Regions from separate parts of the Homo sapiens genome. Here region 1 is linked to region 2. The links are chromatin loops, found by intact Hi-C in ENCODE. Cell type or tissue: sigmoid colon. All regions are shown on one strand.

What was found. Hi-C counts contacts between places; a loop is a spot of excess contacts. Peaks named below come from ENCODE experiments on the same cell type or tissue, not always from the same donor. Only the 100,000 strongest peaks of a DNase experiment are listed, where the experiment ranks them.
Region 1: it touches region 2 in a loop (6-fold over the local background); 2 of 110 quality-filtered maps call a loop at or near these places.

Annotation. Positions count from the first base shown.
Region 1 is chr12:52,900,137-52,908,136 of GRCh38, forward strand. KRT8 (keratin 8) reads right to left here and starts at 4,940. Exons shown (of 8, transcript NM_002273.4): 1 at 4,522-4,940; 2 at 1,728-1,936; 3 at 1,023-1,083; 4 at 452-547. The coding sequence starts at 4,845. RefSeq lists an enhancer at 1,297-2,141 and a silencer at 3,711-3,880. In sigmoid colon, no CTCF peak of the experiment used is centred here; DNase peaks (open chromatin) are centred at 3,435, 3,817, 4,985, 7,155 and 1 weaker place; H3K4me3 peaks cover 2,512 bases; H3K27ac peaks cover 6,857 bases.
Region 2 is chr12:51,947,353-51,955,352 of GRCh38, forward strand. ACVR1B (activin A receptor type 1B) reads left to right here and starts at 4,347. Exons shown (of 9, transcript NM_004302.5): 1 at 4,347-4,482. The coding sequence starts at 4,392. RefSeq lists an enhancer at 4,125-4,744 and silencers at 4,202-4,261, 4,292-4,341. In sigmoid colon, no CTCF peak of the experiment used is centred here; DNase peaks (open chromatin) are centred at 4,139, 4,799 and 5,109; H3K4me3 peaks cover 2,674 bases; H3K27ac peaks cover 3,234 bases.

The sequences.
Region 1 (8,000 bases), 950 kb after region 2:
TTCTTAGGGTATAAGACAGGGGCAGCAGAGGAGAGGAGCAGGTGGGAGTCAGGGTCAGGGAGAGGGCAAAGTTCCTGAAAAAGGAACTGGGTGCACCAATACTAGGTGCACAGAGGGATCCAATGCAGCTCAAAGATTAGGAACAAGGGCTTTGGGGACAGAGTTGCTGCTGAATCACCACACCCTATGATGACCTTGGATACGTTATTTCACTTCTCTGAGCCCACTTTCTCGTCTGTGAAATGGGGTAATGACTCATCCCTCATGCGAGGGACAGAACATATAGACCCAATAAATACTAGCCGAGCAAATATTGGTGGCTGTAATTAGTCAGCAGTGGGCCTTTGTCTTATTAGTGTGCTGGGGGCTGGGAGGAGCCTCTGGTTGAGTCTCAGGGTGGAGGCGCTGACAAGGCTGGGGGACCCTCACTCTCCTGCGACCAGGAACATACCTCTTCATATAGCTGCCTGAGGAAGTTGATCTCGTCGGTCAGCCCTTCCAGGCGAGACTCCAGCTCTACCTTGTTCATGTAAGCTTCATCCACATCCTGGGGGATGAGGAGAGGGGAGCCTGAGCTGGGTTTCCACACCCAACCCCAACCAAGGGGCTCCCAAGGTCCACCCAATGGCCTGGTCACAGGACTTTCTAGTTGCCCACTTTGTGGATTGATCTTCCAGCCCAGCCTCTGCCCATCACATGTGCATTCTCAGCCCACACACCTTCACCTCTGCTTCCTGCAACACACCCTCTTCCACCTCCTTCTCTAGGGAGCCTTCTAGAGCCAGATCTCCAGTTCTACTGCTCTGTTTTCTGAACCATGTCCCAACACCGATGTCAAGAGTTCTGTCCAAATGCACCTACCACTCCATCCTTGTCTACCTTTCTGTGCACCCAAATGTTTACATAAATGAGTTTGTCCCACTACTTAGGAATATTTAGGGACAAAACCCAGAAAGCTTCTTGGTCTGAGTCTCTGAGCCCCAGCCTCCAGTGTCCAGATAGGAGAAGGGAGACTCCCTCACCTTCTTGATGAGGACAAATTCGTTCTCCATCTCTGTACGCTTATTGATCTCATCCTCATACCTGTGAGGAAAAGACTTACAATTAGAGGATGAAGGCAAAAGGGAGGTTGCCCTTGGTCTTTTGGGAGACAGGGGCGTTGTGAAAATCAGGAAAATTCAGTTCACAGAGATGCAGGATATGAGAAGGCTGGTCCTTCTGCCTTCCCCAGCTGCCCTCTCCACCCTCACCCCTCCCTTAGCCCGTGGGAAGCAGGAAATCTCTCTCCAAATCCATGAATACACATCGGATTGGACACCTTGAGAGTGTTAACAGCAGGGCCTGACATGAGACCTCAGACAGAACTTTCTAGAGTTTGCTAGAGGTCAAGGGTCAAGACTAAAGAGGGGCCAGAATGTTAAGTACAAAAGTGAGGCCCACAGGCTGCCTATCTCTCCCGTCTCAGGTTTACCATGTCAACATTGACACATAATTTGTTCTTCAAATCCAGACAGTTGAGATTGAAAGGGGGTGGGTACTATCAACAATTGTGCTAGGAACCTGGGCATAAACACAGACTGTTCCGAGCAAACCTCATCAGGTGGTCACCCTAATTAGATAGGACTGCACTTCCCACAACAGAGGGCCATGGGGACTTAGTCCCAAGGTCCCAAGGGGTGGAGGAGAGCACGGTGACTTCAGTTGGGTGGAGGGTGGGAGTTGCTCACTTGTTCTTGAAGTCCTCCACCAGCCCCTGCATGTTGCCAAGCTCCGCCTCCAGCTTCAGCTTCTCCTGGCCCAGAGTCTCCAGCTGCCGCCTAAGGTTGTTGATGTAGCTCTCGAACATGTTGTCCATGTTGCTTCGAGCCGTCTTCTGCTGCTGCAGGAGGCTCCACTTGGTCTCCAGCATCTTGTTCTGCTGCTCCAGGAACCGTACCTATACGAAGGAGGAGAGAGCAAAAAGGTCTACATCAGGCCAGGGCTCAAAGTCTGGAGGAAAGCAAGCAGTCTTTTCTCTTAATTCACTCCTCAAGCAGTAAGGTCTCCAGACCCCAGGCACCTGGTTAGCTGTTCTGGAAAGATCACCTATGACCAGGGGGAGAAAGCATGGCATGATGGTGAGGTGGGGAGCAATGTCCCTCAGCATTGGGTAGGGGAAGGAGACAGGTAAGGTAATTATGTTAAAGCTGCATTTGCAAACCAATAGGCCTAACTTCATTTACATAGGTTGTATATTACACATCAATAAAAATAGCCAAGCTTTCTTTGGGAGTCTCCGGCGCCCAGGCTGGAGTGCAGTGGCAAGATCTCAGCTCACTGCAAGCTCCGCCTCCCAAGTTCATGCCATTCTCCTGCCCCTGCCTCAGCCTCCCGAGTAGCTGGGGCTACAGGCACCTGCCTGCCACCACGCCCCACTAATTTTTTTGTATTTTTAGTAGAGACAGGGTTTCACCGTCTTAGGCAGGATGGTCTCGAACTCCTGACCTTGTGATTGGCCCGCCTTGGCCTCCCAAAGTGCTGGGATTATAGGCGTAAGCCACCGCGCCCGGCCAAAAATAGCCAACCTTTCTAAAGATGTTAAGATTGAAAAAGAGGCCGGGCGTGGAGGCTCACGCTTGTAATCCCAGCACTTTGGGTGGCCAAGGCAGGCGGATTTCTTGAAGTCAGGAGTTCGAGACCAGCCTGGCCAACATATTGAAACCCTGTCCCTACAAATAATACAAAAATTAACCGGGCATGGTGGCACGCACTTGTAGTCCCAGCTACTCGGGAGGCTGAGGCAGGAGAATCGCTTGAACCCAGGAAGCGGAGGTTGCAGTGAGCTGAGATCACACCACTGCACTCCAGCCTGGGCGACAGAGTGAGACTCTGTCTCAAACAAACAAAAAAACTTGTAACTCCTTCTAAACTGGAGGGGACAGAAATCTTTTAAGGGTACAGCCTAGTTCCCTCCACCACTCTCTGCAAATCGCTTTCTTCCCCAGGTCATTCTGCCCCAAAATTATTTTTTAAAAAAAAGTGATTATAACATCTTATCCTAATGGAATGTGGGCCAAGCACTGCTGAACTCTTTACATATGTAAGTTTGAATAGGCAAAAACTTTTGCCTATATGGATTTAGGGGCTCTCATATTCATTTTATAGATGAGGAAATAAGACTTGGCAAGGGAGTCCATAACCAGGAACCGGCAGAGCAGTGCGAACCAAGAATTCAGATTCCAAAGCCTATGCTTAGCTGCTCTCTATAAGGACCCCAGGGCTAGCAAAACGCAGTCAACAAGTCAAGTCCAGGCGCTTGGAGCGCCAAGGGCCCCCGACCACTGGGTTCCTGGGGCTCCGGTTCCTCCCGGCTTACTCTGCCCCAGGATTTCCCTCCTCCCGTTCCCACAATGCCTCCCAGGAGCCAGTCAGCGTGAAGGGCCCAATCCTCGGGGCCGCCGGGGGCCCGGGGCCCCTCAGGCAGCGGAGTCCCAGGGCTGCAAAACCCGGCCTGGCTCCTGCTGTGTGAAAGTGGAGCCAGGCCGCTGGGGCGGAGCAGGGACAGGACGCGAGAAAGGGACACGGGCTGAATGGGCGAGGGGCGTTGGTGGGCGACCGCGTTATCTGAAGCCATAAACTTAACAGGACGTAAACCCCGGGCGGGGCGTCCCACGCCCGCAGACTTTGAATCCTGCATGGGCTTTCCGAGGCCAGGCCCTGGCGCCTCCTCCACCCCACCCCAGCCCACCCCACCCCACCCCACCCCACCCACACCGCCCCCGACGCCGAGCTCCGCCAGGTGGAGGAGAGCGTCCCGAGACTGCTGCCCGCAGCCCCTCACCCCGCCCTCGGCCCCGCCCACGCTGCCGGCGCAGGGGCCGGGGTATGACTCATTCTGTGACCCCCGCACTCAGGCCTCCGGGCGCCAAAGGCCTCAATCAATATTTGCCCGTTTGAACCGAGACACCCACTTCCTTCTCCTAGAATGCTAGAATCACACCAAACCCCTATGTAAAAAAAAGAAAAGAAAGAAAAAAAATCACAAAGGCACCACTGGGGAGCCCTTGGGGTAGTGCTGGCGAAGAGGCGAACCTGGAGGAGGGTAGTCCCCGAACAGCTGGGACTGCCGCAGGGCGATAGCTTAAAAGACGGTCAGAACTCGGGTTGGGGTGAGAACAATAACCGCTATTATTTTTTATAATTTGGGGACAGAATGACCTGAGGAAGAACGGGATTTGTAGAGAGGGGTGGTGGGAACTAGGCTGTACCCTTAAGTTGTCTCTCTCTTCCAAGACCCTCCAGTTTAAAAGGGAAGAAGGAAGCCCCAGGATTCATCCCGGCTGTCCAGACCCTCTCCCCACCCTCACCCAGCCCAAACCAAGGTGCACGGGAGGGGTGAGTCGGAGGATGGAAGGGAGAGTGTCGCCAGGGCGGGTGAGGCCCAGCAGGACGCCAGCTGGGGGCTGGAGATGTGCATAGGGACCGGGACTACCAGGAGAAAGGGGCTGCGGGCACAGTCAGCCACGCAGGGGGGACCCTCACCTTGTCTATGAAGGAGGCAAACTTGTTGTTGAGGGTCTTGATCTGCTCCTTCTCCTGGGTGCGCACGGCCTGGATGTTGGGGTCCACCTCCAGGACAAGGGGGCTCAGCAGGCTCTGGTTGACCGTAACTGCGGTGATGCCTCCCATGCCGCTGGCCCCACCATAGCCGCCGCCCAGGCCACCGCGAAAGTTGCTGCTGCCCACTCGGGAGAAGCTCGAGGAGCTGATGCGGGAACCGGGCCCACTCGTGTAGGAGCGGCTGCTGAAGGCCCGGGGGCCAGAGGTGGACACCTTGTAGGACTTCTGGGTCACCCTGATGGACATGGTAGAGGCAGGAGTGGAGGCAGGCGGGCCGAACCAGGCGGAGATCCTAGAAGGAGCGGAGAAGCTGCTTCTTGGTGAGGAGAGCTCTCAGGAATGGCCTTTTATAAAAGAGATCCCAGCCCCGGGGGATGGGGGGGAAAGGCCTCGTACCTGAGTGGCTAGGCCCAGAGGGGGCTGGGCCTAACCCGTCACCTGCCACCTCCGGGCAGGACTCAGGTGGGGGCAGCAGAGAGCTGCCGCCACCCAAGGGCCCGTTCCAACCCTGGAGCCCACTCCAGCACCACCCCCAGAAACCCAGGAAAAGGCAGTTCAGTGAATATGAAACTGGAAGAAATCCTGTCCTGGCACAAGTGCCTGTAACAAGCAGACTTGCCTGGGCCGCCCAGCCACTACAACCCTGACTCCTGGGTCTTGTCTCCCTCCCTCCTGGGGGAAATAAACTGGAGGACTGGGAAGCATGGGAAAAAGGGGTCTCCTAGTATTTGGGTCTCCTCTGAGCTGCCGACACCCCAGAGAAACTCTCCTGTGTTCTCCCTGATTGAAGCGATTATGAGGGCCTGCCTGAGCTGGATGACAGAACAGCTGGAGTCCAAAGCCTTGAATCTGAAATCAACCATTTGCCTCATCTTTCCAGGTTACTGTTCTACCCCTAGCACCTGGTGCAGTGCCAAGAGGGTCTGGGTAGATATTTGTGGAATGAATGAATGAATAAATAAATGAGTGAATAAACATCACACGCGCACACACACACACACACACACACATACACATACACACACAGTGGCTGTCGTCCCTCTACATCTGAAGGTGCAAGATAAAAAGAGATCCAAGGCCAGGCACGGTGGCTCACGCCTGTAATCCCAGCACTTTGGGAGGCTGAGGTAGGCGGATCACGAGGTCAGGAGTTCAAGACAAGCCTGACCAACATGGTGAAACCCCATCTCTACTAAAAATACAAAAATTAGCTGGCCATGGTGTAATCCCAGCTACTCAGGAGGCTGAGGCAGGAGAATCACTTGAACCCGGGAGGCAGAGGTTGCAGTGAGCTGAGATCGTGCCACTGCACTCCAGCCTGGGCGACAGAGCGAGATTCCATCTCAAAGAAAAAAAAGAGCGAGATCCAACACAGCACTTTTCCTGAACATAACCCAGGGGCTTCCTCTCCTTCCAAGATCCTAGGATCCCCTGGGCCAGGTGAACACTGTAGGCCTCACTGAAGGGCCTAGAGAATGATGAACAGGGCTAGAAGGCAGAGAACGCAGGGGTTGGGGGGGGCAAGAGGAGATGGGAGCTATGTCAGGGACTTCATAGTTCTTGCTCTTTGCGGGAGTCACTCCCATTGCTCCCAGTGAGTGAATCATGGGAAGTGAGACAGGACGGCAGGGGGTACAGTGGAGTGGTGTGGCACTCGTGGTGCTACCTGGACCCTCCTGCTTTACCCAGGCTCCCAACGGGCCAGAGGAAATAGAGGAAGAGTCCCTGCACCTGTCTCCCATTATCAAAGTGAGTCAGGAGGGCAGGTTGGGACGTAGCACGCACCTGTGGGAGGTTGGAGATTGGGGAGCTGAGCAAGGCACCCCAGGCCTGGGTGGGGCCAGGCAGGGCATGCTGTGGGTGGAAGGCAGGAGGTTTAGGTCCCCAAGGCAGAGATTCCACCTGCAATTACCTGATGGCTGGGGCTGGGTTCTCTGGAAGATACTGCAGGGTGTGATGTGGGGACTGGATGAAACTGAACTCAGAGGACCAACAGATGACAGCCAGATCCCCTTGAGGAGAGGGACAGGTGACATAGCCCTGACCCAGGGAAGGGGGTGACCACCTACTGGGAGGACAGATGTACAGTTTCTTCCCCATCCTTCTCTAGGAGAGACACCCAGGCTCACAGAAAGACAGGCACATAGGACCCCTACCCAGAAGGACAGAGAGACCCAGAAGCCCCCTCCTTGGAGGACAGACAAACTTAAAAAGACAGACACACAGACAAGCTCTCTTCACAATGCACGCGTGCATACACACACACACACACACACACCCCACACATTGAAGTCCCTTCCAGAAAAATGCATAGATCCCAAGAGCGGGCACAGTGAGTGGCTCCTTCACCTCCCCTCCCCTCCCCAGGCCCTGCCTCCTGCTATGCTGAATGGAGCAAGGGAAATTCAGTTAGCACCTATTTACACCAGGCCTTCTCCCAGCTCCTTTAAACAATGCCTAATTTTCCCAAGAGTGATTGGAAGGCATGCTACCCCCTCCCCAACAAACACCCGCACCCACCAGGGCTGAGAAGCTTTTAACAGAAGACCAAAGGGAGAAGGACTGGGCCCAGTGCCAAACCTGGGACAGGGAAGGCGGAAGGAGGGAGGGAGGGGCTGGTCAGACGGGTATGGCAGCCCTGGAAAGGGAGGACAGGCGCTCTCCCTATCTTCCCTCCCCCACGCTGCTGTTAGAGGGAGCAGGGGGCACTCAGGTCCTGATCTAGGCAGCACAAGGAGCAAAAAAACAGCACCCCAAAGCCTTTCCTGAAATTCCAGTCCCCTCCACCCCACCTTTCTGGTTCCCTGGTTCTAGGAGTGTCCCTTGTTTAAGGTGAGGACAGAGGGGGTTGCCAGGGACCCTGCAGTATGCAGGCTGGAGGGCTGACCCAGACCTTACCCAGCCAGGGGAAGCCCTTTTTTTCTGGGGCAGCCCAGAACCGTCTAGGGCCAGAAGTGTTTGTGTCTCATTTGTCATCTCTCTATTGCCCAGAGACCCCAGCCAAACCTTCCCCCAGATGCCCCAAGCACAGCCTCGGTGCAGGAGAAGAGGCCAGAGTTGGCCTCTCTGATGGCCCCTGCCTGGGACTTCAGGGTTAAAGGCAGAAGGAGAAGGCCCCTGGGACTAGGGCCAAGTGGTGAGGGAAGAGAGAACCAGACTGGAGCAGGCCCACAGGTACAACTCCTTGTAAGGCATTGTGGTCTACACACAGCTGCCTGCCGGACAAAAGGGAACAACGTGTTTGCGGTGCCTGCCCTACCCAGACAACTCTGCCTCAAACCGCCTTTCCTGGAGAGTGAACCAGGGAAGGAGGAGACACTCACTCCCTGTGGGCCAAGAGTGAGGGCCAGGCCCCCTACTTCTGATGGTGCAGGATAATTCAGAGAAGGCCCTGAGACCCT
Region 2 (8,000 bases):
CGTATCCAATCAATCTTGTCATTTCTACGTCTTTGAACTCTTGAATCTGTTTCTCTTTTCCACCTTCACATTGCTGCTGCCTGGGGTCAGGTCCACCTCCTATCTTGCCTGGGCTTTGCCTTCTCTTTGGTTTCCTTACAACCAGTCTTGTCTTCCTCCAACCAGCCTCTGTACAAAGTTCAAATTCACTTGGTTCAGCAAAGTGATCTTCCTAACACAATATGATCAGTTTACAAATATGATCAGTTTAGCCTTTCCTAAAATACAAACATGATCAATTTACACTTAGAACCCTTCCAAGTGTACTGAAGAGGGTCTCTTATTAGACTCCCACTCCAGTGTGCTCCATTTCCAAGTAGACTTCCACGTCTGCCTAGCTCACCAACATTACGTTTCCACTGTCCATCATCTTCAGCCTGCATCTTCTGGGTGTACCGCTAGGCTGCTCACGGTTCTCCTAAATGCCAGGCAGAACAGTCTCCTGCCATCTCCTGCCCTCCTGACACAGGCCTATCTGGGGGGACTCTCTGATCTTCCAAGAATCAGCGTAGCCTGTCTCTTCGTGAAAACTTTCTCAACTCCTCAGCCTGTCCCCTCACAGCTGAATCATTCATGTCCCCTGAGTGGCCCTCATTGGCTCTTTACAGGCTTGTGTCCTCGCAGAGATAACCCGTTGTTGCTCTTTTTCTCATGCTTTTCTGTATTAGATTTTAAGTTCCATGAAGGCGAGGACTATGACTTATCCATGTCTATATGTTGTGCCTGGTGTACTGTAGGTGCTTAGTGCTTGTGGAATGGATGAGTGAAGATGAACTATTGCCTTCTTGGGATGAATGACCCTGCTGCTCACCAAGGCAAATGATCCCCTAGGTAGTGGTGTCTCTGTGCGTTGCGACCAATGTGGCAATTGTCACACTGAGTTGTCACTCTAGTCAGTGGGACTAAGGAGTAAGACTTTTTCCTGGAGAAGTGGCTCCTGCTAGCTCTGGGGACTCTCCTGACAAAGAGACAGGGCAGAGGGGAAAAGAAGTTCATAGACTGTGATGTGGGTCCAGCCCTAAGATTAAGACGGTTTACAAGGCCAGGCACGGTGGCTCACGCCTGTAATCCCAACACTTTGGGAGGCCGAGGCAGGCAGATTACGAGATCAGGAGTTCGAGACCAGCCTGACCAATGTGGTGAAACCCTGTCTCTACTAAAAATACAAAAATTAGCCAGGCATGGTGGCGCATGCCTGTAGTCCCAGCTACTTGGGAGGCTGAGGCAGAAGAATCGCTTGAACCCAGGAGGCGGAGGTTGCAGTGAGCCGAGATCATGCCACTGTACTCCAGCCTGGGAGACAGAGCGAGACACCGTCTCAAAAAAGAAAAAAAAAGAAAAAGAAAAAGAAAAAAAAGAAGGCTTACGAAAATGGACACTTACCGGGGCCTTCAGGGATGGTGAGGAGAACTAGCAGGAAGCATCCTTGGGCCAGGCTGTGGGAAGGAGCGAAGGGCACAGGTAGGGATTAGGCAGTCTCTATGTAGCGCGGGACCTAAAAGGAAGGTAGACACATCACCTAGGAAAGCTCTAGTTTGGAGATGCCCCAAACTCTCACAAATGGGGTGTGAGGCATATGATTAACCCCTCCCCTGCTCCACCTCATTTTCCACCTTCAGCTGGGTCCTGAAGACCAGTACCTAGAAAAGCAGGAGATGCTATGGTGTTGAAGAAAGCACAGGACCAGTAGGCTGTGGCTTTAATGATGGATTGTATGTGAGCCTTGGCAAATCGCTTACCTTCTCTAAGTCTCAGTCACTTCATCGGGGCACACTCTGACATGCCTCAACCACTTCCTAGGATTGTAGTGAAGGTCAACTCATAATGATGATAATAGCTATTCTTTTTAGATCACTTCCTATGTGTCAGAGATTATGCTAAATGCTTTACCATATTTTATCAATACTAACAATATCTGTATGACATAGAACTATTATTAGCTCCATTTTACAAGATGAGTAAATTGAGGTTTAGGGAGGTAAAGTATCTTGCCCAAAGTTCAATGCTGTCAAGTGAGCTGATGGAGCTGACGGAGGTGGCATTTGGTCTGTGGAGCCAGCATTCTGGTTCCCTGATCTGTATATTTAGCTGTGTGGCTGACTTTACTGTCTAGGAGTGAAGCAACCACAGGTCCCCTCTGGGACCCCTGGCCTCGAAGCCACAGTGGCAGCACTTAGCAAGAAATAAGGAAAGATACCTCCCTCCCCCCTGGCTTCAGATATGTGCTCCTGAGGGGTTGGCTTTCCCTTCTTAACTGCAGGGGTTGGTGACTGTACTGGGTTGAATAGTGTCCACCCAAAATTCGTGTCTACCAGGAACCTGCGAATGTAATCTTACTTGGAACGAGGATCTTAGCAGCAGATGTAACCAATTAAGATCATTTGCACTCATACTGGATTAGGGTGGGCCCTAATCCAATGACTGGTATCCTTATAAGAAGAGAGGAATGTGGACAGAGATGTAGATGCAGAGGGAAGATAACCATGTGAAGACATGGGGTTATGCTTCCGCAAACCAAACAACACCAAGGATCCTGGGAACCACCAGAAGCTAGAAGAGGCAAGGAAGGATTCTTCCCTAGAGCCTTCAGAGAGCACATGGCCCTGCCAACACCATGGTTTCAGATTTCTAGCCTCCAGAACAGTGAGAGAATACATTTGTATTTTAAGCTACCCAGTTTGGTAGTAGGAAACTAACACAGTAACCTAGCACTGTGTGCACCACAGCTTGGTGGATAGAGCATGGATTGGAAACCACTTAGACGGACTGGGTGGGGTGTGCCTATTTGGGGGAGATGAGGGAGAGGAGAATAAGTTATTTACTCATCCAGCTACACTGACCAACTTGTAGACAATGCCTCCCCATGACTTTATGTGATTGTGTGTACACTGTGTCTGGCGAGTGTGTCTTCAGCTTTATTTTTTCCGGATATGACGATGGGAGTTCTTCAGGTTGGTGAAACTTAGAAGGTGAGAATTCCATTTAAGCAACTGTTCTCCCTATCTCTTGGCCATCCTTTCCACCCCTAGATCTCAGATGGTGAAGCTGTGCTTAGAGAGGTTCAAACCTTGCCCAAGTTTTCACAGCTAGTTAGTAGGAAGCAGAATTCAGATCCAGAATTCTCTGGCTGCAAAAATTCTGCCCTTTCCTTTATATCAAGTTCTTTCTCAAGCTAAAGAAACTGACCTCTTTTCAGAAAGATACGGAGTGATTTGTTTACTTTCTTAAGCATTTCTTCTAGATTTGAAAGTAACATTTATTTGAAAAATATTTAGAAATTATTGAAATGTTAAAAGTAAAAAAATTATGGCAATAACTACTGTTACTATTGGGTAAATATCCTTCCAGTCTTTTTTTCCTATAAACACATATTATCAGTACAATTTGAATAATACTGTAAACAGTGTTGCATTTTGCTTTTTTAATTTAACATTATCTTGTAAGCATTTTCTCATGTCAATAGTTTTTGTAAACAGGATTTTAAATTACTAAATAATGTTCCATCATATGGATGGGCCATAATTTAACATTTTCTATTATTGTCTACTTAGTTTCTACCTTTTTTACAATGATAAATATACAGTTAACATTTTTCATAAACATCTGTCCTCTTATTATTTCTTGAGGACAGGGGACAATACTGGGTAAATGGATATGAAGATTTTAAGGCATTTGATGCATAATGCCAATTGTTTACCAAAAGGGTTCTACCTACCAGCCCAATCAGAGTGCCTCACACGGCACCCTCACCCATACTGTCATCAATAAAGAGCTTTGCTATGTTCTGAAAAGGCGCGTGCCGCGATTCCATCACACAGGCTGCCGCGTCCAGAGGATGGCAGGGGGCGAGGCGAGGCAGGGAAACCAGTTAGGAGACCGCGGCGATGATCCCAGGGGACGCGCTGGGGGCTTGAGGCTAGGCGCAGGGATGGAGGAACTGGAACACGCACGGGATTCGTAGAATATTCGACGGGGGCGGGGGATCGACTCTGATAAGATAATTCTGCACTGCGTGGGGTGCAGGAGAGGGAGGAGACTGCACGTTCGGCTCCGGCCTCCTCCGCGCCGGGCTCGGCACCGATCCGCGAAGTTGGCCGAGGCGTGAGCCCCGCCCACCCCTTTAACAGGGACACTCCCCTTTAAGGCGGGCGCCCGCGCGCGCCCCGGCCCCGCCCTTCGGGGGCGCGCGCGGCGGCCGCGGCGCCGGCTCCGCCGGGAGCGCACGTGCAGGCGCCGGGCGGAGGAGAGGGAGGCGGGAGCCGGGCCGCGGGAGGAGGGGAGGCGCCGGGGGCGCGCGCGCGCGCGCTGGGCGCTGCTGGGCTGCGGCGGCGGCGGCGGCGGCGGTGGTTACTATGGCGGAGTCGGCCGGAGCCTCCTCCTTCTTCCCCCTTGTTGTCCTCCTGCTCGCCGGCAGCGGCGGGTCCGGGCCCCGGGGGGTCCAGGGTGAGTCCTGGGACGGGGGGCGGGGGCCGGGATGGAGAGGGCCCGGCAAGGGCGAGGCCTCGAGCCGCGGCCGCTGGACTACAGCGCGCCCCCTCCCCACGAGCACAATATGGCCGGGTGGGGGGCGCAGAGGAGTCGGGGTGACCCCCAGTCAGCTTCCCCGATCTCCGAGGCGCAGCCGCCCGGCGGCGACGGAGCTCACGCCGGGCCCCTGGGGACCCGAGCCCTGTTCCAGGCGGAACTGGATTCGGGCAGTTCTCAGGGGTCGCGCTCCCAGCGCCCTCGTGTTCCAGAGAGGGGAGTCTGAGCCTCCAGCTCCAAGATTTGGAGGTCCGTGGTTTCTGCCCTTCACCGTGTCCAGGGGCGGGGGGCTTTCTTCCCTCCCTCCAGGTGCTCCTGGGGGGCGTCTTTCTCCCGCCAAGACTGTGGGGTTCGGGCGGTGGGGTCTTAGCCTCTCCGAGGGAACCTGATGTTGAGAGTCCGCGCACCTCAGACTGTAGGGGAAGGGGTCTCTAACCTTTCCTTCAGGTCCTGCACTTGGCGTGTTTCTTCCCCTCCCTCCACTGCCTCCCTAATGTTCTGGGAAAGGGAGTCACATTTCCCCTTCACTCAATCCCTTGAGTTCAGTGGGGCAATCCCCCCTCCGCCCTCCGGCACTCATGCCCCGTGGAGGCTATTTGGAGGAAGTGGGACGAACAGGCCCCTAAACCTTTTTGGAGCCTGGCTTTGGAATCCCTAACCCTATGGAACCGAGTTCCCCAAGGGTTGATGTGAATCTAGGTGTATTTGCTTTCCTCCTCGCCTCCCCCACCCTACCCCGGGGGGCCCATTCAGTTAATCACTTTGTGGATGCCTTTCAGGTGAAATCCTGGAACCTGTCTCCAAACCCCCAAGATTATTTAAAGATCCCACCACTGGACTGTATTCCCGGCCCTTGGTCAGTACTTATTTACCTTCCTACACGATGCCTCTTCCCAGCCCGCCCACCCTCACACACCCCTTACCTCCCAATCCCCACAGTCTGCGGCTCGCCTTATACCACCCCCCCACTCTCCTCTCTGTAGAAGCGGGTACCTTTTTGCGGGACACTTCGCTGGCTGTGTTGTTTTTGAGGCTTTGGGGGCTGAGAAGAGCAGATGAAACCCTAAAATATTTCATTTAAGAGAGTCTTGGCGAATGTGTTTTGGCCTTGGGGTAGCAGATGAAGGTTATATTTGGCAGTTATATTGAAGCGATTATTGACCCACAGATGGATCTGGGAGAGATGATCAGGATTGTATTCGCTCCTGACGTACAAAGCCTGATGCTTTGACTTCTCAGCAGCCCCTAACCTTCCAGCAATGGGAGATAAAGTGTGTTCTGTGGCTCTCTTCTCTTACACTAAAAATAATGATTCTCAGGTGGGTTCAGTCGTCTTTAATAAACCAGACAGTCAAGAAAAGACACCATGCCACTTTGGAATCTCAAAAACAAGTTCATTATCTCCGGCTTTGATATTTGTTCCCAGTGGTGGAGCCTGTGCAGCGGGGTCTTTGTTCACGGGCTAATGCTTCTCCTAAGCACCTCGTGTGTGTTCTTCGGCCTCACTGCTCTGTGGCTTAGGTATCTGTGCTGTGGGGTTTGAGAAACATGGTGAAGGTGTATGAACAGAGCTTGACATTTGTGGTGAGATAATGATTTGCATGAATAAGGATGTTCGTCGGGCCTTATTAAGGGCCATGTTTTTGGAATGTGTAACATAATGTTCTCTACTGGGTAGTAAAAAAAAAAAAAAAGGGAGATTGAACCTCTAGGTTTGTCATTTTATGTGTGTATGTATAAATCTTTAAATCCTCATATAGGAATTTTTATCCTGCCCCTAATATATCCAGGATTTTTAACAGTCATTTCCCTGCTGATTTGATGTAGTGTTTGTGGGGTTTTTCTGGTTGTGAGCCTAGTTAAGAATGTTTGATAATCCAAGTGGTTCTGAATGGGGCAGAGTTCATTTTTTTGTAACCTTCCTAAAATGGATGTTTGTGGGGGTTAAGGTGGGTGAGTAAAATAGGGAGTTCGTTTCTTTTTTTGGTAAATTGGAAATTAGGTTGTGTGTCCAGCAAACATTCTCCAGGGCCTTTAAACTTCTTGGCCAGACACTACAGTTTTTTCCAGGACACGTCTAGTTGCCAATAGTGTATGCTATGGAGACCACTGCTGCAAAGGGCTTAAAGTAAAACGTCAGTTCTGGGAAAATAGAGGCTGTGGGATAACAAGAAGTTGATTTTTTTCCCCTCCCCTGCATTTCCTATATAGTGCTCCCCTACGTGGGCTGGAGGAGTGACAGAGCCAGACAGCTCTGATGCCTGATACTTGGACTTGATGTGAGGGGCAGTAAGGGATAGGTGTTTCTATTAATTAATGAATTAACTAGGACTTAGTAAAAGGCCAGTGATAAGGAGAATGAGTTTCAGTTAGAAATAGCATCCGTTTGATAGGTGTACATGTTTTAAGGCCTGGCTTTGGAATTTTCACATTTAAAAATGTAAAATTGAGTTAGTAGCAGGAGAACATGACATTCATTTCTCAAGACAAAAGCAACAAGAGAGATATTTGACATTCTCATAGGAACATTTTGAAATTTTGTGAGCGGACTAAAAATCTAATTTCAAGCCAAGCCTTGTAATTTTGTTGAGTGGACATGGATTTTAAGTACAGTGGAAGTGCAGTCTTGTAGAGACCTCTGATTAGTTTTGTTTAAACAGCTCCTGGAACAGATGTGATAAAACATATTAAAATGGCTACTCTGGTTAAAGGTTAAAGCCAGATGGAGGGAGGAGGCTGGTTTTCAGCCCTAGAACTTAGCTGCCTTACAAGTTGTCCTTGAACAAGTAACTTAACCTTTCTGTGACTGCCTCAGTTTTCCCTCTGTAAAAATAAGGAAATATTTTGTGTCACTCTTATTGGGACATTTGTGAGACTGACTTACTGATAGCCAGTTGGCGGGGAGGTATTTTTAGACACAGTTTCTGACTTCAGTGAATAAGCAATGCTGGGTTACTTTTTTATCTTAAGGAGCAGAAAAACATACTCTGTGATTGATAGACGTACAGCATGTCACAGTGTGGTTTTCTTTTTGTGCTTTTTTGTAGACCCCTTTCAGATTTCCTCAAGTTAATTTCTGTCTCTGGCAGGCTCTTACATCGTCGACTAGGCAGCATACCTGTGCTAATCAAAGACAGTCTGGAGGGAGTGACCTGCTTTAGGCTTTATTGGTTTGGCAACGTTTTAATTCTTACGCAACTCTGGGTATGTTTATGGCACTATGTAAATGTTACATAAGAACATGGAGGCTGAGAAGTGGCCAGAATGGTGACTGTGAACACAGGAAGGTTAGACTGAGGACTTTATCCAAAAGGACCTTGGGAATCTGCAATCAGTACAGGAAGAACCTGCACTTATTTTCCTCTAAGAACCTTTTTAGATGATTATGTCTTTCAGGTGGACTGCTGTGTTATAAATAGGTTTATTCTCCACCGGTG